Regions from separate parts of the Homo sapiens genome. Here region 1 is linked to region 2. A link is a contact called in ENCODE Hi-C or POLR2A ChIA-PET data. All regions are on one chromosome and are shown on one strand. Each heading gives the region's core, a stretch centred on a gene start or an enhancer-like site at or near the end of the contact. The rest is flanking DNA. Distances are from core to core; before and after follow the strand shown.

Region 1 (5,204 bases), core at 1,727-4,226, 4.2 Mb after region 2:
TTATGGGGATTGCCCTGTGCCTTGCAGGATGTTTAGCAAACATCCCTAGCCTATCCTCACTAGATGTCAGCAATAGCTGCCACCAGTTGTGACGAGCAAAAATGTTTCCAAACATTGCCATGCCCTGGGGATACAAAATCGTACCTGGTTGAAAACCATTGCTCTAACCCAAGGAACATTCTTGGTTATCTCAACCCTAATTCTTCACATTCATTAGATGCTCATCCAGATCTCTGCATTCAGACTTTCTCTCACCATCAAACTCAGCAAATATTTGCGAAACCTCTAAAACACAACATCAAGGGCTCTAGATAAATAAACAAGCAAGAGAGATTCCGTTCCTAACTCCAAGCAGGTTTCTTAGTAGATAAAGAATTGTAATAAAAGACGCCCAATTATATAATGTTTTGAATTGTTAATTGTTTCTCCCTGAAATGGATCTCTCATCTCATCAAACTGAAAACACCTTGAGGACAGAGACCATAACCTGTCTGCGAGTACCAATACTTGATTCATGGCCAATAAAAACAAACAATTATAGACTTCATCATAACAAGATGACAATTTCATCCAGACAGTAAAAACTTGCGCTAACTTGAACAGGTAAGTTAACCTTTCTCAGCTGTAGTTTGTTCCTCTGTAAAATGGGAAGAAAATGATTGTTGACATGACTAAATCAGAAAATATAAATTTTTTTCCACCTCTGGCACAGAATAAGCATTCAATATCTGTAGGTTATCATTACTATTATTTTATTAGCAACAAATCCTACCTCAAGAGGAAGAGCTTGCTCTGGGCTACTATAATAAACCCCTACATGACATTAAAAAAAAAAATTATCACCCTGCATTCTGAGGGTAAGAGGAAGGAAAGTAAGCATCTCTACCAATGTCCTGGGAGGAAGTGAATGCAGGAATGAATTAGATGTCAGGGGGAAAAAAAAACACACTCATCTATCTAAAACGCGTGGGTACGTTTGCCATAAACACATGAGAACCTAAAGGGGAAGTAAAAACATGCTTAATTTGTAAATACTGGCGCATGCAAGGGACAAGTGTTATAAGACTTACCTTTCTGTGTTTACTTGCTTAGTCTTTTAGACATTATGCTTAGAATTTCTACTGCTATGTTAAATATATGCCAACGATTTTTAATTTAATACAAAGCAGAGTTCGTAAGAAAAAAAGGCAAAATTTGTCAGGTGTTTTAAAGTAAAAGAATATAAAATCATGGGAAAGAGCTGGGTGAGTTGTGTGTGTGTTTGAATAAGGCAGCATTATGAGAGGGAAGATACTTGGGATCAGAGTAGAAGACAGAAAAAGGCACCATGTTGGAAGCCATACATCCAAGAACACCTCTGGCGGCACAGGAAGTTCAACTGAACAAAAAGAGACCTTACTGTCACAATGGTTGAGACGAGTATAGTGTGTACCATGGACTATACCCCAAATGCCTTAGACAAAGCAGCTCAAGTAATCCTCACAATAATCCTATGAGGCAGATATTTTTAGTAATCACATTTTACAGATGAGGAAACTGACGTTTCAGACTCCAATCCAGGCACCCTGGCTCCACAGTAGTGCCTCAACCATTATACTTTATGGTGTCTATTTTAATTTCAGACCTAGAAAATTAATTTATATTTGCTACTTAAATAAGACAAGTTCTCTCCCCTCTACCCTTTCGTATTTCAAAAGAGCATCCTTTCAGTTGCATCGTGTGTGGTGTTCAGGAGGCTGAAAGAAGAAAGTGTGATGGATGGACTCTTTTGTCTTTGGACACTGAAATAATACACACGGAGGAACTCGCGTTAGTAGAAATGGAGACGTCGTCCTGGACAAGAAGAGGATGAGGGTCTTGAGAATGAGGGAGGTAGGCCAAATTTTTAATTCCTGCTCTTGCTTTGGCTACTGTGTTCAAGCAAAAGACCCCAGACACTACCTATTTCAACTCTGCTTTTCATTTTTCCCACTCTAAGCGATGGAGAGGATGGCAGCAAGGCCAGGGGGCCTATGTGCAGGAAGGCTAGGGCGCAGTGGGCTTCTGGCAGAGGAAGGCAAGGCTGCCAACCCGGGTGGGGGCCGAGAGGCGCGTGGTAAGGCTGGGGCAGGGGACTGAGATGGGGATAGGGTGGGGAGCCAGAAGCAGGGGGCGGCGAGGCCAGTAGGGTTCGGGTCGGCAGTCTAGATGTGATTAGCAGACGGAGGTGGGACCCGAACCCCGGCTGAAGCTGAAACTGAAGCTGAAGAGGCGCCAGGGGCAGAGCCACCCTGTCACTACCATTTGGGCAGATCTCAGAAAGGAAGCGGGGCAGGAATCAAGGCATTTCGAAACAGGAGTGAGTAGAAAATAACCTCGAGCCCAGGGCCCGGGTGGTGGCAGCGGCGGGGAAGGGGCCCCGCGCGCGAAGGGGCTGCCGAGGTGGGTCCGCTCCGCGGGGAAGCCCAGGACAGAGCGCGGCGGAGGCTCGCGCCGTGGTGCGGGGCCCTGAGGCCGGGCGGCACCCACCCGCCAGCGCCCCGGCCTTGCGTACCTGAGGCGGCCGCCTGGCTCCCCTCCACTCCCTGGCAGTCCCCGACGCCGCCAGCCGACCCTGGGCGGGCTGTGGGGCTCCAGGAGCCCGGCCCCTCAGCCGCCTGCAGGTCAGACATCTGCAGCCCGCGCACGGAGCTCTCCGCTGCCAGCCGCGAGTGGCTCCGGAAACAGCCGAAGGCCGAGCGAGCGCCGAGCACAGCCGAGCGCAGCCTGCAGGCCGGAAGAAGCGGCGCGGCGGCCGCTTGAAAAGCTAGCTGACCCAGGGGCGGCCACAGGAGCTCTGGCCCGCTGAGGCTGGCGATGAGGCCGCAGGGAGGGTTACTGCGTGCTTGTGACAGACGATTTTTAAAGTCAGGGCTTGAAAGAACAAACAAAACCTGGGGAAGAGTCAGGAAGACACTGCCGGAAATCGTGGTATCCATAGAGACGCTATCGGAAGTTGGGGTTGCTAGGAAGCCGCGGCGCGTCTGCTAAGCTGCAAATGGCTGAAGTCCCGGAGGATTATGATTCCGGCCCAGATGAAGATGGAGAGCTGGAGCCTGAGAGGCCTGAACTGCCTGGACTTCATAAATTGTATGAAAATGCCGAACCAGACACCATGGCAAAGGCAGACTCGAAGCTACCAGCAGAGATTTACCAAGAGCCACAGCCAGAGACCGAGGAAGAGGACTTCAAAGAGGGGGAGCCAGACAGTGCTAAGAACGTGCAGCTGAAACCTGGCGGGACGTCCCAGGAAGGAATTGCCAAGGAGTCCAAGAGAGACGTACCAAGCGAAACTGAACCAGGGATACACCAAGAGGTAAAGTCGGAAACATCCAGAGAGATGGGAGAGTTTTTCAAAGATTTGGAGGCCCCTATGGATGAAACGCATAAAGAGTCAGACCTAGAGCCACCAGAGGAGGCTAAACCAAATGTTACAGAGGATGTGTTCCTAGAGTCAGCTATGGAAACAGATCCAGATCCAGTGCCACCAACGGAAACCATGTCTGAGGTTTCGGGGGCCACAGTCAGAGAGAGAAATTTAGAATTACTAGAGGAGGAGACTGAACCGGGGGTTCCAGAGGAATCACTTAGAGTGCAACATGAAGAGACAGGTCTAGAGCCTCCAGAGCAGACCAAACAAGATTTTCCAAGTGAGAAACTAGGAGAATCACTTGAAGAGACAGATCTTCAGCCACCAAAGATGACCAAACCAGAGACTCCAGAGGAGACACAAAGAGAGTCAACTGAGAAGAAAAGGACAGAGCCACCCGAGCAGGCTAGACTGGAATTTCTGGAGAAGGAACCAAGAAAGTCTAGTGAGGAGGCAGGTCTAGAGCCTCCAGAAGAGACTCAACCAGAGGTTCCAGAGGAGATGCAAAGAAAGGCAACTGAGGAGAAAGGGACAGAACTACCTGAGCGGACTAAACCAGACTTTCCAGACCACAAGCCAAGAAAGTCTACTGATGAGAACGTTCCTGAGCCACTAGAAGAGATCAAATTAGAGTTTCCTGAGGAAGAATCAAGAAAAACAAATGAGGAAACAATTCTAGAACAATCAGAAATGATGAAACCAGAAAGTCCAGAAGAGATAAGAAAGTCAAATGAGAAAAAAAATCCACAGCCACCAGAGGAGACTGGTCCAGTGCTACCACAGGAGATCAACCCACAAGTTGAAGAGAAAACACAAACAAAGCCAACTGAGAAAATTCTAGAGTTACCAGATGAAACCAAACCAAGGGAGACACATGTAGAATTTTCCAAGGAAGACAGGCCAGAACCAATAAAGTCTAAGTATTCTGTAGGAAACGATGAGCTAGAGCACCGTGAGCCTAAAAGAGGAAAGTTGTCACTAAGTGACAAATTTAGAAAAGAATATTACGCATTAGGATCTCTCAGAGAAAGTGAAGAATCAATTGGTACACATTATGAGTTTTTGCAACCACTCCAAAAATTGCTTAATGTCAGTGAAGAATGCTCATACTCAGATCCCTCAGAGTCTCAGACAGAATTAAGTGAGTTCGTTCATGAAAAGGAAGTTGTAGATTTGTCCCAAGAGTTGAAGGAACGGGTCTCTGAAGATGACGAAACCCAGCCAGAAAAAGGGACTGAGTTACAATTTGAGCATCTTAATTGGGATCCAGAGGAAGTTGCAGAGTGGATTAGCCAGCTAGGCTTCCCTCAATACAAGGTATACAAAAATAAGATGTTTTGAAATCACATGCTGTCATCCGTCTACTTCTTATTCCTTCTAACTTGGCCTGAGCTCTTACCTCTTTACCGGAAGGAGTATCAAAAAGTCCTAGACTGTGGTAGAGGTAACTTGGATTTTAATTTTGGCCTTGCCACTGATGTATATTTGTATTTTGGGAGAGGAAGGGAGGGTCACATCGGTTTGTTTTTCCTCTTCCAGTGATTACACTTCTCTGCAATCCTTGAATAAAAGACCAAGAAGAGTATATAGACCTCCTTTCTTTTTTTTTTTTTGAGACACAATCTCGCTCTTGCCAAGGTTGGAGTGCAGTGGCACGATCTCGGCTCACTGCAAGCTCCACCTTCCCCAGGTTCACGCCATTCTCCTGCCTCAACCTCCTGAGTAGCTGGGACTGGGACTACAGGCGCCCGCCACCATGCGCGGCTAATTTTTTGTATTTTTAGTAGAGACGGGGTTTCACTGTGTTAGCCAGGAT
Region 2 (5,538 bases), core at 837-3,336:
ACCAGGCGTTCATGAAAAATTTTCATGACATTCTGTGAGGTGGGTGGACCATAATTTATTGTACCACATTTATTTATTTATTTATTTATTTATTTATTTATTTATTTATTTATTTTTATTTTTTGAGACATAGTTTCGCTCTTGTTGCCCAGGCTGGAATGCAATGGCGCAATCTCGGTTCACTGCAACCTCTGCCTTCCAGGCTCAAGCAATTCTGCCTCAGCCTCCCAAGTAGCTGGGATTACAGGCATGCGCCACCACGCCTGGCTAACTTTTTTTGTATTTTTAGTAGAGACGGGGTTTCTCCATGTTGATCAGGCTGGTCTCGAACTCCTGACCTCAGATGAGCCGCCCACCTTGGCCTCCCAAAGTGCTGGAATTACAGGCGTGAGCCACCGCACCCTGCCTATTGTACCATATTTAGTTTCCCAATTTTTTGCTATATAATATTCCATGAATATCTTTGCCCAAAATTTTTGTAGATTGTTTCTAAGAATAGTTCATCAGCATTTTAAGACATCCTATTAATATTAGCGGACTGCAATCAGATTGAAGTAGTTCACAAATAGATGGGTTTTAGCCTGTATTTGTTCAATACTGAACTATTGTATGTATCAGGCACTGTTATGTATCAGGCACTGTTCTCAGCACTTGTAAAATGTATATGTGCTGCTGACAAGCATGAGCACTTGTAAATGAACAAACTAAAATCCCTACTCTTGTTAAAGTGGGGGAGGTGAAGAATTTTAAAAACATCTTTTTTCGTTCAACCTTCTCCCACAACTTATCTTTCATTCTGCTAATGGAAAATATTACTTTTGTTCTTAAATATGAAGCTTTTGTGTGTAAAAAGTATTAGAATCTCATGTTTTTGAACAAGGTTGGCAGTGGGTTGGGAGGAGGGATTGGAGATTGATGCGATAGGAATGTGAAGGGATAGCTTGGGGTGGATTTTATTTTTTAATTTTAATTTTTATTTTTTGAGATGGAGTCTTGCTCTGTCTCCCAGGCTGGAGTGCAGTGGTGTGATCTCAGCTCACGGGTTCAAGCGATTCTCCTGCTGCAGCCTCCCGAGTAGCTGGGATTACAGGAGCGCGCCACCACACCCGGCTAATTTTTTTGTATTTTTAGTAGAGACGGGGTTTCACCATGTTGGTTAGGCTGGTCTAGAACTCCCAACCTCATGATCCGCCTGCTTCGGCCTCCCAAAGTGCCGGAATTACAGGCGTGAGCGACTGCACCCGGCCGCTTGGGGGTGGATTTTTAAAGAAACTTTAGAAGAATGTAACTTGCCCAGATACCATGTACCGTTAATTTCATTTTCGGTTTTTTGAATACCCATGTTTGACATTTCTCCGTTCACCTTGATTAAATAAGGTAGTATTCATTTTTTAGTTTTAGCTTTTGGATATATGTGTAAGTGTGGTATGCTGTCTAATGAATTAGACATTGGTACTGTCTTTACCAAAACTGGACAAAGAGCAGGCAGATGCAAAAATCAAGTGACCCAGCAAACCAGACACATTTTCTGCTCTCAGCTAGCTTGCCACCTAGAAAGACTGGTTGTCAAAGTTGGAGTCCAAGAATCGCGGAGGATGTTTAAAATGCAGTTTCTCAGGTTCTCGCCACCCACCAGAAGTTTTGATTCATTGAGTGGTGGGAGAGGGCAGAGATATTTGCGATTTTAACAGCATTCTCTTGATTGTGATGCAGCTGGTTCGCAAATAGGTACCCTAAAGAAATGACAGGTGTTAAATTTAGGATGGCCATCGCTTGTATGCCGGGAGAAGCACACGCTGGGCCCAATTTATATAGGGGCTTTCGTCCTCAGCTCGAGCAGCCTCAGAACCCCGACAACCCACGCCAGCGCTCTGGGCGGATTCCGTCAGGTGGGGAAGGCCAGGTGGAGCTCTGGGTTCTCCCCGCAATCGTTTCTCCAGGCCGGAGGCCCCGCCCCCTTCCTCCTGGCTCCTCCCCTCCTCCGTGGGCCGGCCGCCAACGACGCCAGAGCCGGAAATGACGACAACGGTGAGGGTTCTCGGGCGGGGCCTGGGACAGGCAGCTCCGGGGTCCGCGGTTTCACATCGGAAACAAAACAGCGGCTGGTCTGGAAGGAACCTGAGCTACGAGCCGCGGCGGCAGCGGGGCGGCGGGGAAGCGTATGTGCGTGATGGGGAGTCCGGGCAAGCCAGGAAGGCACCGCGGACATGGGCGGCCGCGGGCAGGGCCCGGCCCTTTGTGGCCGCCCGGGCCGCGAAGCCGGTGTCCTAAAAGATGAGGGGCGGGGCGCGGCCGGTTGGGGCTGGGGAACCCCGTGTGGGAAACCAGGAGGGGCGGCCCGTTTCTCGGGCTTCGGGCGCGGCCGGGTGGAGAGAGATTCCGGGGAGCCTTGGTCCGGAAATGCTGTTTGCTCGAAGACGTCTCAGGGCGCAGGTGCCTTGGGCCGGGATTAGTAGCCGTCTGAACTGGAGTGGAGTAGGAGAAAGAGGAAGCGTCTTGGGCTGGGTCTGCTTGAGCAACTGGTGAAACTCCGCGCCTCACGCCCCGGGTGTGTCCTTGTCCAGGGGCGACGAGCATTCTGGGCGAAGTCCGCACGCCTCTTGTTCGAGGCGGAAGACGGGGTCTGATGCTTTCTCCTTGGTCGGGACTGTCTCGAGGCATGCATGTCCAGTGACTCTTGTGTTTGCTGCTGCTTCCCTCTCAGATTCTTCTCACCGTTGTGGTCAGCTCTGCTTTAGGCATATTAATCCATAGTGGAGGCTGGGATGGGTGAGAGAATTGAGGTGACTTTTCCATAATTCAGGTGAGATGTGATTAGAGTTCGATCTGCGGTGGTGGCAGAGGCTTACAAGAAACACTAACGGGACATGGGAACCAATTGAGGATCAGGGAATAAAGTGTGAAGTTGACTAGGAGGTTTTCAGTTTAGAACATGGCAGAGACATTCTCAGAAATAAGGAAGTTAGGAAGAAAGACCTGGTTTAGAGAGGAGGGCGAGGAAGTGGTTTGGAAGTGTCACTTTGGAAGTGCCAGCAGGTGAAAATGCCCTGTGAACAGGACTGGAGCTGAAAACAGGAATCAATTCCATAGATTTCCAGTTGATGTTGGAGCAGTGGAGAAGTCTAAGCTAAGGAAGGGGAAGAGGAGGCCAAGGCAAACACTTAGGAACACTTGCAACGAGGGGGTGGAAGAAGAGCAAGGAGCCAGCTGAGGAGAATGAGTGTGGTTGGAGAACCACCACAGCGCAGGGTCGCCAGAGCTGAGGAAGGGGAGGGAAGCTTCAGGAAGGAAAAGGTTGGCAGGGATTTTGAGTGTTAGGCCTGGTGTAGCAGAAGGAACAGAAGATTTAGAGCAGCGCTAGCCAATAGAAATAAAATGTGAGGCCCGGGGCGGTGGCTCACGCCTGTAATCCCAGCACTTTGGGAGGCCGCGGGGCGGATCCTTGAGCTGAGGAGTTCGAGACCAGACAACACGGCGAAACCCCGGCTCTACAAAAAATTAGCTGGGCGTGGGGGCGCGCGCCTGTAGTCCCAGCTGCTCCCAAGCGAGGCTGAGGCAGGAGAATCACTTGAACCCGGGAGAAGGAGGTTGCAGTAAGCCAAGATTATGCCACTGCACTGCAGCCTGGGCAAAAGAGTGAGACTGTCTCAAAAAAAAAAAAAACCTGTTTTGTTTTTCTTTTGGAGAAAAGGCATACAAATTTATTAGCATGCAGACTGGGAGAACCACAAGGTGATTATCCCTATTTTAAATTTTCTAATAAACATACTATTATTTATTTATTTATTTATTTATTTATTTATTTATTTATTTTTTGAGACGGAGTCTGGCTCTGTCGCCCAGGCTGGAGTGCAGTGGCGCGATCTCAGCTCACTGCAAGCTCCGCCTCCCGGGTTCACGCCATTCTCCTGCCTCATCCTCCCCAGCAGCTGGGACTACAGGCGTCCGCCACCACGCCCGGCTAATTTTTTTGTATTTTTAGTAGACACGGGGTTTCACCGTGTTAGCCAGTATGGTCTCGATCTCCTGACCTCGTGATCCGCCCGCCTCGGCCTCCCAGAGTGCTGCGATTACAGGCGTGAGCCACCCTGCCCGGCCGGCTATTTATTTTTTTAGAGATGGGAGCCTCACTATGTTGCCCAGGCTGGTCTTGAACTCCTGGAGTCAAGTGATCCTCCCGCCTTGGCCTCCCAGAGTGGTGGGATACAGGCACAAGCCACTGTGCCTAGCCATAAACACATTTTTAAAGGTAAAAAAAGGCCGAGCGCGGTGGCTCACCCCTGTAATCCCAGCACTTTGGGAGGCCGTGGCGGGCGGATCATGAGGTCAGGAGATCGAGACATCCTGGCTAACACGGTGAAACCCCATCTCTACTAAAAAATACAAAAAAAAAAAAATTAGCCGGGCGTGATGGCGGGCGCCTGTAGTCCCAGCTACTCGGGAGGCTGAGGCAGGAGAATGGCGTGAACCCGGGAGGCGGAGCTTGCAGTGAGCGGAGATCGCGCCACTGCACTCCAGCCTGGGCGACAGAGCCAGACTCTGTCAAGAAAAAAAGAAAAAAAATGTAAAAAGAGGCTGGGTGGCCGGGCGCAGCGGCTCACGCCTGTAAACCCAGCACTTTGGGAGGCCGAGGCGGGTGGATAACCAGATCAGGAGATGGAGACCATCCTGGCTCACGCGGTGAAACCCCGTCTCTACTAAAAGTACAAAAAATTAGCCAGACATGGTGCCAGGCACTTGTAGTCCCAGCTACTCGGGAGGCTGAGGCAGGACAATGGCGTGAACCCAGGAGGCGGAGCTTGCAGTGAGCCGAGATCGCGCCACTGCACTCCAGCCTGGGCAACAGAGTGAGACTTCGTTTTTTTTTTAAAAAAAGGCTGGGCACAGTGGCTCACACCTGTAATCTGCCAGCACTTTGGGAGGCCGAGGCAGGTAGATCACCTGAGGTCAGGAGTTCGAGACCAGCCTCGCCAAAATGGTGAGACCCTGTGTCTACTAAAAATACAAAAAATTAGCCGGGTGTGTTGGCGTGTACCTGTTATCCCAGCTACTCGGGAGGTGAGGCAGGAGAATCGCTTGAACCCAGAAGGTGGAGGTTGCAGTGAGCCGAGATCATGCCACTGCACTCCAGACTGGGCTACAGAGCGAGACTCCATAAGAAAAAAAGAAAAAAAAGGGGGGCAAAAAGAAACAGATGAAACCAATGTGAATAATTTATTTTAACACAATATACCTAACATATTTTTATTTCAATATCTAACCAGTATAAAAATTTACTTGTTTTGCCCTCTAGAGATAGTAAGCTCCTTAAGTAAACAGAAGTAATACCTGATTAATTAGAATTCCCAACCCTCATCAAGTGTGTGCTTATATAGAAGAAACCCAGTAAATGTTTGTTGATTGAAAGATATTAATACTCTTGCTTGGATGAGAGTGAGGAAAAAGGTATTAGTATTGGCTTTTCACAACGCCTTGTACGGTTTCTTGTTTAAGTTGATCAAAGCAAAAGAAAGACTGCAGGCAATGCTAAATATAACA

Evidence for each region. Hi-C counts contacts between places; a loop is a spot of excess contacts on that map. ChIA-PET counts read pairs that join two places held with the same protein, here RNA polymerase II (POLR2A). Pooled maps may share reads with other maps.
Region 1: a loop to region 2 is called in a map of naive thymus-derived CD4-positive, alpha-beta T cell, with 11 times the contacts of the local background. The contact joins the promoter of SAMD15 here to the promoter of PSEN1 in region 2. A Hi-C loop is called at or near these places in 1 of 168 maps with a recorded cell type or tissue (naive thymus-derived CD4-positive, alpha-beta T cell) and 6 of 50 pooled maps. POLR2A ChIA-PET finds 5 or more read pairs at or near these places in 1 of 52 experiments (T-cell).

What each region holds. Positions count from the first base shown.
Region 1 is chr14:77,374,403-77,379,606 of GRCh38, forward strand. It overlaps SAMD15 (sterile alpha motif domain containing 15), which reads left to right and starts at 2,977. Exons shown (of 3, transcript NM_001010860.4): 1 at 2,977-4,705. The coding sequence starts at 3,017. It overlaps TMED8 (transmembrane p24 trafficking protein family member 8), which reads right to left and starts at 2,692. Exons shown (of 6, transcript NM_213601.3): 1 at 2,534-2,692. The coding sequence starts at 2,651. RefSeq lists a silencer at 2,270-2,699 and an enhancer at 2,750-2,959.
Region 2 is chr14:73,134,421-73,139,958 of GRCh38, forward strand. It overlaps PSEN1 (presenilin 1), which reads left to right and starts at 2,087. Exons shown (of 12, transcript NM_000021.4): 1 at 2,087-2,163. RefSeq lists silencers at 1,867-1,946, 2,207-2,266 and an enhancer at 2,437-2,546.